Regions from separate parts of the Homo sapiens genome. Here region 2 is linked to region 1. A link is a loop called in an ENCODE intact Hi-C map of the cell type or tissue named here. Cell type or tissue: dorsolateral prefrontal cortex. All regions are shown on one strand. Region 1 overlaps PLPPR1 (phospholipid phosphatase related 1). Region 2 overlaps PLPPR1 (phospholipid phosphatase related 1).

Region 1 (4,000 bases):
AGTTTTTGCCTTTTTTCCACCCTAGGGGTGAAGGCACAGACCCGTTTTCTTCCCGCAGAGGCAGAACATGCCTCCTGCAATTACACTCAGTGACAGGAAGGGTAGCATCTCCCTGGGGGGTGGGTTGAGGGCATACTCAGATGTTTGGGAAGAATGGACAGTTTGAAAGGAGGCTTCCTTCTGTCTTTTCCATTCCCACACTTTCCATTGAGAATTACCAGACTAGTCATATTCTGAATATAAAATAAGTTGAAGTAAGGAAAGGGGGTGTTTTGGGCCAACAGTTGCTCTGCCACTGGTAAATGCACCTGATGTCCACCAGCAATATCGTATCAGCCCGTGGAGCCTTTGAGCTGATCTCTGCATGTCTATATTCTGGGTCCTAAGAATGCATAAGCCAGACAAGAGTGAAATGAAGTTATTTCCAAAATGAATACAGTTAAAAAGTTGGAAAATAAGAGAGACACCATTGTTCTTTAAGATGTGGGACATACTTTGGTTTTTCTGTTACTAGAACAAAAAGAAAACCAGAGAAAATTATACCCCAGTGGGGCAGTCAATGGCTGTGCGATCTGGGGGACAATGAGAAACATACTCTGGGGTGTTGAGGTTTTTCTAGGATCATCCCTGTCTCCTAGCAAAGTCATGGAGAAAAGTGCCAGAGCAAAGGAAAGCTGTGTATCCTGGGTCTGCATGTTGTTGGAGCAGTCATTCATATAAGGCCCATGCTTGCAAATTTCTAGGCAGGTGTGAGAAGGTGTGCTGTTCCGAAACCAACGAAAACCTTGACAAAGAGTACTGTTGTGGGAGGTAAGAAAATCTCAGACACAGTACCAGGAGTCTGGGTCCCTGCTCTGGTTGTATGATCTTAGCTATACTGTGGGACCCTGCTTTCACATCTGTAAATGGGAGGATGTAATTAGGTGATTATCAAAACATTCCAGAACTAATATCCTCTGGCAGATCAGGAGATTGAAAGTGGGGTAGAAGTGTGTGTGTGGGGGGGCTAGTATATCAATAGCATAATGTAGAGAAATATGCCATACATAAATTTAAGAGTCGCTATAAGTGACAATGAAAGAATGGAGACAGGGCAGGGAGACACACATCCTATCAAAAACTGGACTTAGGAGAGACAAGACTTGCACACTCACCGTGGCATATAAGGCGGAGTAAATGCTCAGAGCAGCGTGTTTGGAGGGAAAGGATCTCCGAGCCTTTTCTATCACTTCCAGGTCCCCAGTACAAATGTTCCCATTGTTTATAAACTGGTGGTGCGCTTGGCAGTCTGCACTGGTGTAGTTTGGCTTGCACACAGTCAGGAAGTATGGCGTTAAGTGCCCAGTGACCACTTGTCCGGCGTTTACAAAAATGTCAGTAGCAAAAAGTCCAAATGCAAACACCCCTATAAGAAGATTTAAAATCATTAGGAATGGTAACATACTCTGTCAATTGCATTTTTCTCCTAAGAGAAAACAGCGGTGAGAGTCCATGATGACCTATCAAAATGATTCTAAGTACTCCCCGGAGTATCTTTCCAGGAGTGGTACCTGCTTCCCAAATCACCATTTCTTCCAAATTGATGTAGACATTCTACTGTTAGGACTTTATGGTTTTGTATCGGTAGTTTAGAAAAAGCACAGTCTAACGAAAATAATTTGAATTTTGGAGTCATATAGACACATCAGTGGTGACTCATTCAGAGTATAAGTTATTTATCTTTCTTGAATCTTGGTTACCTTTGCTGCAAAATGGAGTAGGGGGTAGTTTGGGGAAAAGAGAATAATCTACGTGCAAAATACTTGCTATGGTGTCTACGTAATTAATCAACATCAGTTCTCTCTCCTTCTATACGAAATACCTTCTCCCTGATTCTACTTGGAAATGTAAATCATCTTGGGAGGAGTTATTTACAACATGGCAGGTGAGAGTAAAGGAGGATCTTATGGAATTGTCTTTTAAAAAAATTATTCTAGAAACTTTGCTTGAATTGGAGTTTCATTTGATGTTGGAAACAGAAAATGAGAATAAAGGAAAAGTGTTAAAAACAAATGTTGTTGACCAATAGCCTCCTATTGCTGCTATAACAAATTACCACAAACCGAGGGGCTTACAACACAAATGTATCCCCTTCAGACTTCTGTATTCTGGAATTCAGAAGCCTACAATAGGTTCCACTAAGCTAAACTCAAAGCATTGGCAGGGCTGTGTTCCTTCTAAGTGCTCAGGGTATAATCCACATCTTTCCTTTTCCATGTGTTCTAGAAGTTGCCTTCATTCCTTATCTTATGGCCTCTTTCCAGCACTTCACATCATTCCAACTTCTGCCTTCACTGTTGTATCTCCTCTGACTCTGAGCCTCCTGCCTGTCTCTTATAAGGACCCTTGTGATTATATCTGGATAATCCAGGATAGTCTCCCTATCACAACTTCAACCACACCTGCATTCCCTTTTGCCATGTAAGGTAACATTCAGTTTCCAGGGACATGATCATCCTTTGGTGGGGAAGGGTGCATTATTCTGGTTTTGCTGTTGGTCTGAAAACCCTGTGAGTAGGCTATACTTCCTGGATTTTATTTGTTCTCTGGTAAATTCCAGAGGATTAGCCCCAACAAGCTTGAACATGCAGAGGTTTCCTTACAGAAAGCTTTGCTGTGAGTTATTTCAAGGCCTGTATATTACATCTATGCACTGAGAAAGGCTGTGTAGAGCTATAAGTGGGTTGAAGAGATGAAGATGTATTATATGCAATTGAAGGTAGAAGTTGACAAGTGCGAGAGGCAGCATTAACCCTTGTAAATGTCAAGAGTCTGCTATAGTTTCAACTAAATGTCTACCCAATTTTGACTCCCGTATTCAGTGTTCTGAATCTGCAAATTGTGCTGACTTCAGCACCCAAAAATTAATCCATTATAGCAGAAGTGAAGACTAGTTTGGCTGAAACCTTCGTCTGGTTTTCATTTGTATCTGTGCTGATTGCCATCATCTTTCTTTTTGTGGCCTTGCCAGAATGTGCTTTATCATAATGAGAACTAGCTCTTAAGCTTCTGCTGGCTCATACTCATTGGGTCTGACCTCTGAGAGCAGGCATTCATTGATCATCCGAGGCAGTTTTCACCCCCAGGTACTGGAAGTCTGAATGGTTGGAGATTTTCTACATCTTCCAGCAAGATTTTCAAAGACCAGGTTGCTGGGTCTTTCAAGGGGCAATAAGTCTGTCCAGACATAACTTTTCCAGGAAACTAGGGTGATTTACGATCTGAAAAAGGAAAAGTGGCAGGATCTCCCTTTGGCATTTTGTCAGAAGTGTTTCCAATTAGGGCAGGTTTTATTCTTTCTTTGGCAGAGGATTTCTAGGTTCCTTGGGTCAGTGCCAGCTCTGTGGTCACAGCGATTGTATGGTGGCCAGCTCTCCACACCATTGTCCTGTATGCCAAGGCTGAAAGTAGCTTCTCTTCTTCTCTCTGCCTTCTGTGGATTGTGTCTGTTTCTTCTGCTGGCTTCAGGAGCATCCGCTGTCCAACCACTTCATTCTGGTGCATTTGATCCAGCTTCAGGAAGTACCGCATCAGCCTGGGAAGCCCACCTGCCCCATGCAGGCCACACCAACAAAGCGCGGTGGAACCTGCACTGGTAACTCACAGACCATGTCAGATCATACAGGGCTTTTCCAAAGGAACTCAAGCCATCTCTCTCTTACTTCACCCTACGCTCCTTGTGTGTATTTTTACAAGCCTCAGAAGCTAAAAACAGCTACTTTTGCCCTTAGAGTCAGATGAAACACCATTTGGTCTCCAGTATTGCAAGGTATGATTTGAAGATGTTTTAAAAATGTCTCTGTATCTTGGCTTGGAGTCTAAAATTCTTCAGGTGAGATCATATTTTTTAATAGATATTTTTCATTTCTGTAACCCCACACCCCTCAGATGGTTCTATTTATCTTAAGGCTCTGCTCCATCTGTGTTGTTTCTTACTTCAGAGAAGCCAAAGCCAATTATG
Region 2 (4,000 bases), 68 kb after region 1:
AACTGTGAGCTCCTCAAGGAAAGTTGCCAAGTTCTAGTTATCATTGTAGCCTCAGTACTTATAGTTACCAGTACACAGTGAGCACTTAATTAATGTTTCTGGAATAGGTTAACTCAATGTGCATGAATATTGTGGCATCACTTCCACAAAAGCTTCTGTCTCCCATGGCTCCATTAGCAGTTCTAGAACATATAGGCAGTGATAGTTCTGCTTTTCTGTAGGGTGATCAGTCTATATTTAGAATACTTGGTATGATGCTGCTCTTAGATTAAGGCAGATATAAACTGAAAAACATTAAGAGAACAATCAGGCACCAACATCATGTCAAAGAAGCAATGATTGAAGAAATGGAAATCATTTTGGTGAGGCATCACAAATCAAAAAGAATTTTAACAGTATCTACTGTAATAGAATTGAGAGCAAGCACTCTTATTCTAATAAAACACAAAGATGGAAGATCAAAGTTGACAGCAAAGAATTTGTTCTTTGCTGCTTCTCTCACTGAGAGGTTGAATCTAATTCTCCTCTCCCTGAAGGTGGTTTGCTTGACCAATAGCATGGGATTAAAAGGGTATGGCAAGATTTCCGAGACTATATCAGAGAAAAAAAAAAAAAAAGAATTCCAGCTCCTCCCTTGGTCTCTTGGAATGTCTCTTCTTGAAGTACCCACACTCCAAAGTCACTCACTCATTTTCATACTGTGAGAAGCCCAAGGCTCATAAAGAGGACACATGTTGGTGCTGTTAGTGCCAGCAAACTCCTAGCTAACAGGCAGCTTCAACTGCCAATGACTTCTGAACCATTTTGGATTCCCTGGTAGATAACTTAGATAATTGCAGCCACATGAAAAGCCTAAGCAAGAGCCAATCAGCCAGATTCTTTCTGAATTCCTGATCCACAAATTTCTGTGCAAAATAAAATGCATTTTAAAAAATAAATGATTACATTTGGGGCTTTTAACTATTAAAATAGGGTGGTTTGTTACCCAGAAACAGCTAAAGCAACCACTACAAATGTTGATTGATTGATTTGGTAACGATAAACCGTTGTGCCAAAAACTGACTTTTACCACTCAGATCTTCCTTCAAGAAAGGTTTTGCTGCCCAGTTACAAGGAATGTGATTATCTGGCACCCTCCAGCTGTTAGCTCCTTCAGGGTCGTCTACCTCATATCTGAGCTGTGAGCTTGCTCTTTTCAGATAAGGCCCCAGCCAATGGCTGAGTAGCCATTGCCATAAGGCAATGGTAGCCAACGCCACATTCTTAGGTGTCCCCAGTCAATGGCTAACCAAAATGGGGTGTGAAGGTCTATCTCAAGCTTGTCCAGCCAGCAGCCCATAGGCTGCATGTGGCTCAGGACGGCTTTGAATGTGGCCCAACACAAATTCATAGATTTTCTTAAAACATGAGATTTTGTTGTGATTTTTTTCAAAGCTCATCAGCTACTGTTAGTGTTAGTATATTTTATGTGTGGCCCAAGGAAATTGTTCTTCTCCCAGTATGACCCAGGGAAGCCAAAAGACTGGACACCCCTGGTCTAGCCATTTCTGTACAACTGAGGACTCCTTGAATGAGCAATCTTTGCCCTAGAACAACTCCCTTAGGCTCACAGAGACCTCATCTGTCTGCATCATGAGCAATGTCTCCACTTGCCCAGTACTGCTGCCTCTCTCTTCACATGTATATTCCCCAATAAACCTTTCATGTACCTATTCCATCTCAGTGTCTGCTTTGGAAAGAACACAAGACATACAACCATCTTGCATTATTTTTAGAAAATTATAATAGCAAAAAGCAACTTTGAAGACATGGTAGCAAAACAAGCCCATGAACACTTGTGTGGCTATTGGTCCCAGTTATTAATGGCTTAAGGTCATTGCTTGTTTTACCGTGTTCAAGTAAAGTATGGCAATGCCTTCATTATTGGCTACCTATACACTTAGCAAATAGCACTGCAAATAAAAGGAGGGAATGAGACTTACACAGAAAGCACCAGGATCCTGATTCTACATCTGCCTGAAGTGGCAGGGCACTCAATGGAATGACAAGCATTTAACAAAGATCCAGTTGGCCTTGTAAGACATTGGCTGATTTTCCTAAACCTTAATCCAACTTCAGTAATTTCCCAACTTTATTGGAAATCCTCGTCTGACACTGCTTGCTTAAAAATATGTGGGCTAAGAAGGGAGGTTGGATAACAATTTCAAGGCATTTATGAAGGAACCGTGAGATTGAATCTTTCGAAGAACATTCAAGTCACATTTTCATAGAAGCTGAAATTGTCTCTTTTCTACTTAGTTCAAAGACAGTAATTTTTTCATGTCATCCTAATAGATTAGAAGAATTGATATTGTTAAGATGACTGTGCTACCCAAAGAAATCCACAGATGCAATGAAATCCCAAATCAAAATGCCAATGATATTCTTCAGAGAAAGAGAAAAAAACAATTCTAAAATTTGTATGGAACCACAAAAGACCCTGAATAGCCAAGGCAGTACTTAGCAAAAATAACAAAGCTGGAGACATCACACTACCTGACTTCAAAATATACTGCAAAGCTATACTAAGCAAAACAGCATGGTATTGGTATAAAAACAGACATACAGACCAATGAAATGGAACAGAGAACCCATAAATAAATCCTCATATTCGGAGTAAACTGATTTTTCAACAAAGGTGCTGGGAATATACACTGGGAAAAGGACACCCTCTTCAATAAGTGATGCAGAAAAAAACTGGATCTCCATAGGCGGAAGAATAAAACTATACCCCTATTTCTCATCATTTACAAAAATCAACTTAAAATGAATTAGACTTAAATGTAAGACCTGAAACTATAAAACTACTAGGAGATAACTTAAGAGAAATGTTTTAGGACATTGGTCTAGGCAAAAATGTTATGGGTAAGTCTTCAAAAGCACAGGCAACAACAACAAATAATAGACAAATGGAACTATATCACACTCAAAAGCTTCTGCACAGCAAAGGAAACAACAGTGTGAAGGAAGAACCTGTAGAATGGGAGAAAATATTTGCAAGCTATTCATCTAACAAGGGGATATCCAGGATATACAAGGAGCTCAAATAACTCAACAATAAAAATCTGATTAAAAATGGACAAATGATCCGAATAGACATCTCTCAAAAGCCATACCAATGGCCAAGAGGTACATGAAAAAATGTTCAACATCCCTAGTTACCATGGAAATGCAAATCATAACCACGATGAATTATTTTCTCATCCCAGTTAGAATGCCTATTATGAAAAAATAACTGCTATCAAGGATGCAATGAAAAAGGAACTGTTACTGTTTTTTAGGAATCAAATCTTATTTTTTCAACTGTTATTTTAGATTTAGGGGCACATGTATAGGTTTGTTACCTGGATATATTGCATGATTCTGAGATTTGGGGTATGAATTATCCCATCACCCATTACTAGGCAGAGTACCCAACAGTCTTTCTACCCTTACCTCCCTCTCTCCCACCTCTAGTCCCCAAAAAGGGAACTCATACACTGCTGGTAGGAATGTAAATTAGTACAGCCATTGTAGAAAACAGTATGGAACTTTCTGAAAAAACTAAAAATAAAACTACCATGCAATCCAGCCATCCCACTACTGGGTATTCATCCAAAGGAAAGGAAGTATATGGAAGTGATACCTGCACCCCCACGTTTATTGCCACTCTAATCACAATACCAAAGATACAGAATTGCCTAAATGTCCACCAACAAATAAATGCATAAAGAAAATATGGTATATATGTACACACACACACACACACACACACACACTCAATGAAATTCAGCTATTTATTCAGCATGAGTAAGCCTTGAGGATATTATGTTAAGTCAGGCACAGAAAGAGAAACACTGCATGTGTAGGAGCTAAAAAAAAAAAAAGTGAGCTCATAGAAGGGGAAAATAGAACTGCGATTGTTAGAAGCTGGAAGGGTAAGAAGGAAAGGAGGATAAAGAGAGGTTGGTTAATGAATAGA

Evidence for each region. Hi-C counts contacts between places; a loop is a spot of excess contacts. Peaks named below come from ENCODE experiments on the same cell type or tissue, not always from the same donor. Only the 100,000 strongest peaks of a DNase experiment are listed, where the experiment ranks them.
Region 2: it touches region 1 in a loop (6-fold over the local background); 9 of 110 quality-filtered maps call a loop at or near these places.

Annotation. Positions count from the first base shown.
Region 1 is chr9:101,306,616-101,310,615 of GRCh38, reverse strand. PLPPR1 (phospholipid phosphatase related 1) reads right to left here. Exons shown (of 8, transcript NM_207299.2): 5 at 1,155-1,405. Among named protein-coding and RNA genes, the nearest start is that of BAAT, 76 kb to the left of the region's middle. RefSeq lists a silencer at 3,135-3,429. In dorsolateral prefrontal cortex, no CTCF peak of the experiment used is centred here; no DNase peak of the experiment used is centred here; H3K27ac peaks cover 610 bases.
Region 2 is chr9:101,238,858-101,242,857 of GRCh38, reverse strand. All of the region lies in intron 2 of PLPPR1 (phospholipid phosphatase related 1), which reads right to left. All of the region lies in intron 1 of LOC105376182 (a long non-coding RNA gene), which reads left to right. Among named protein-coding and RNA genes, the nearest start is that of BAAT, 140 kb to the left of the region's middle. In dorsolateral prefrontal cortex, no CTCF peak of the experiment used is centred here; no DNase peak of the experiment used is centred here; H3K27ac peaks cover 3,022 bases.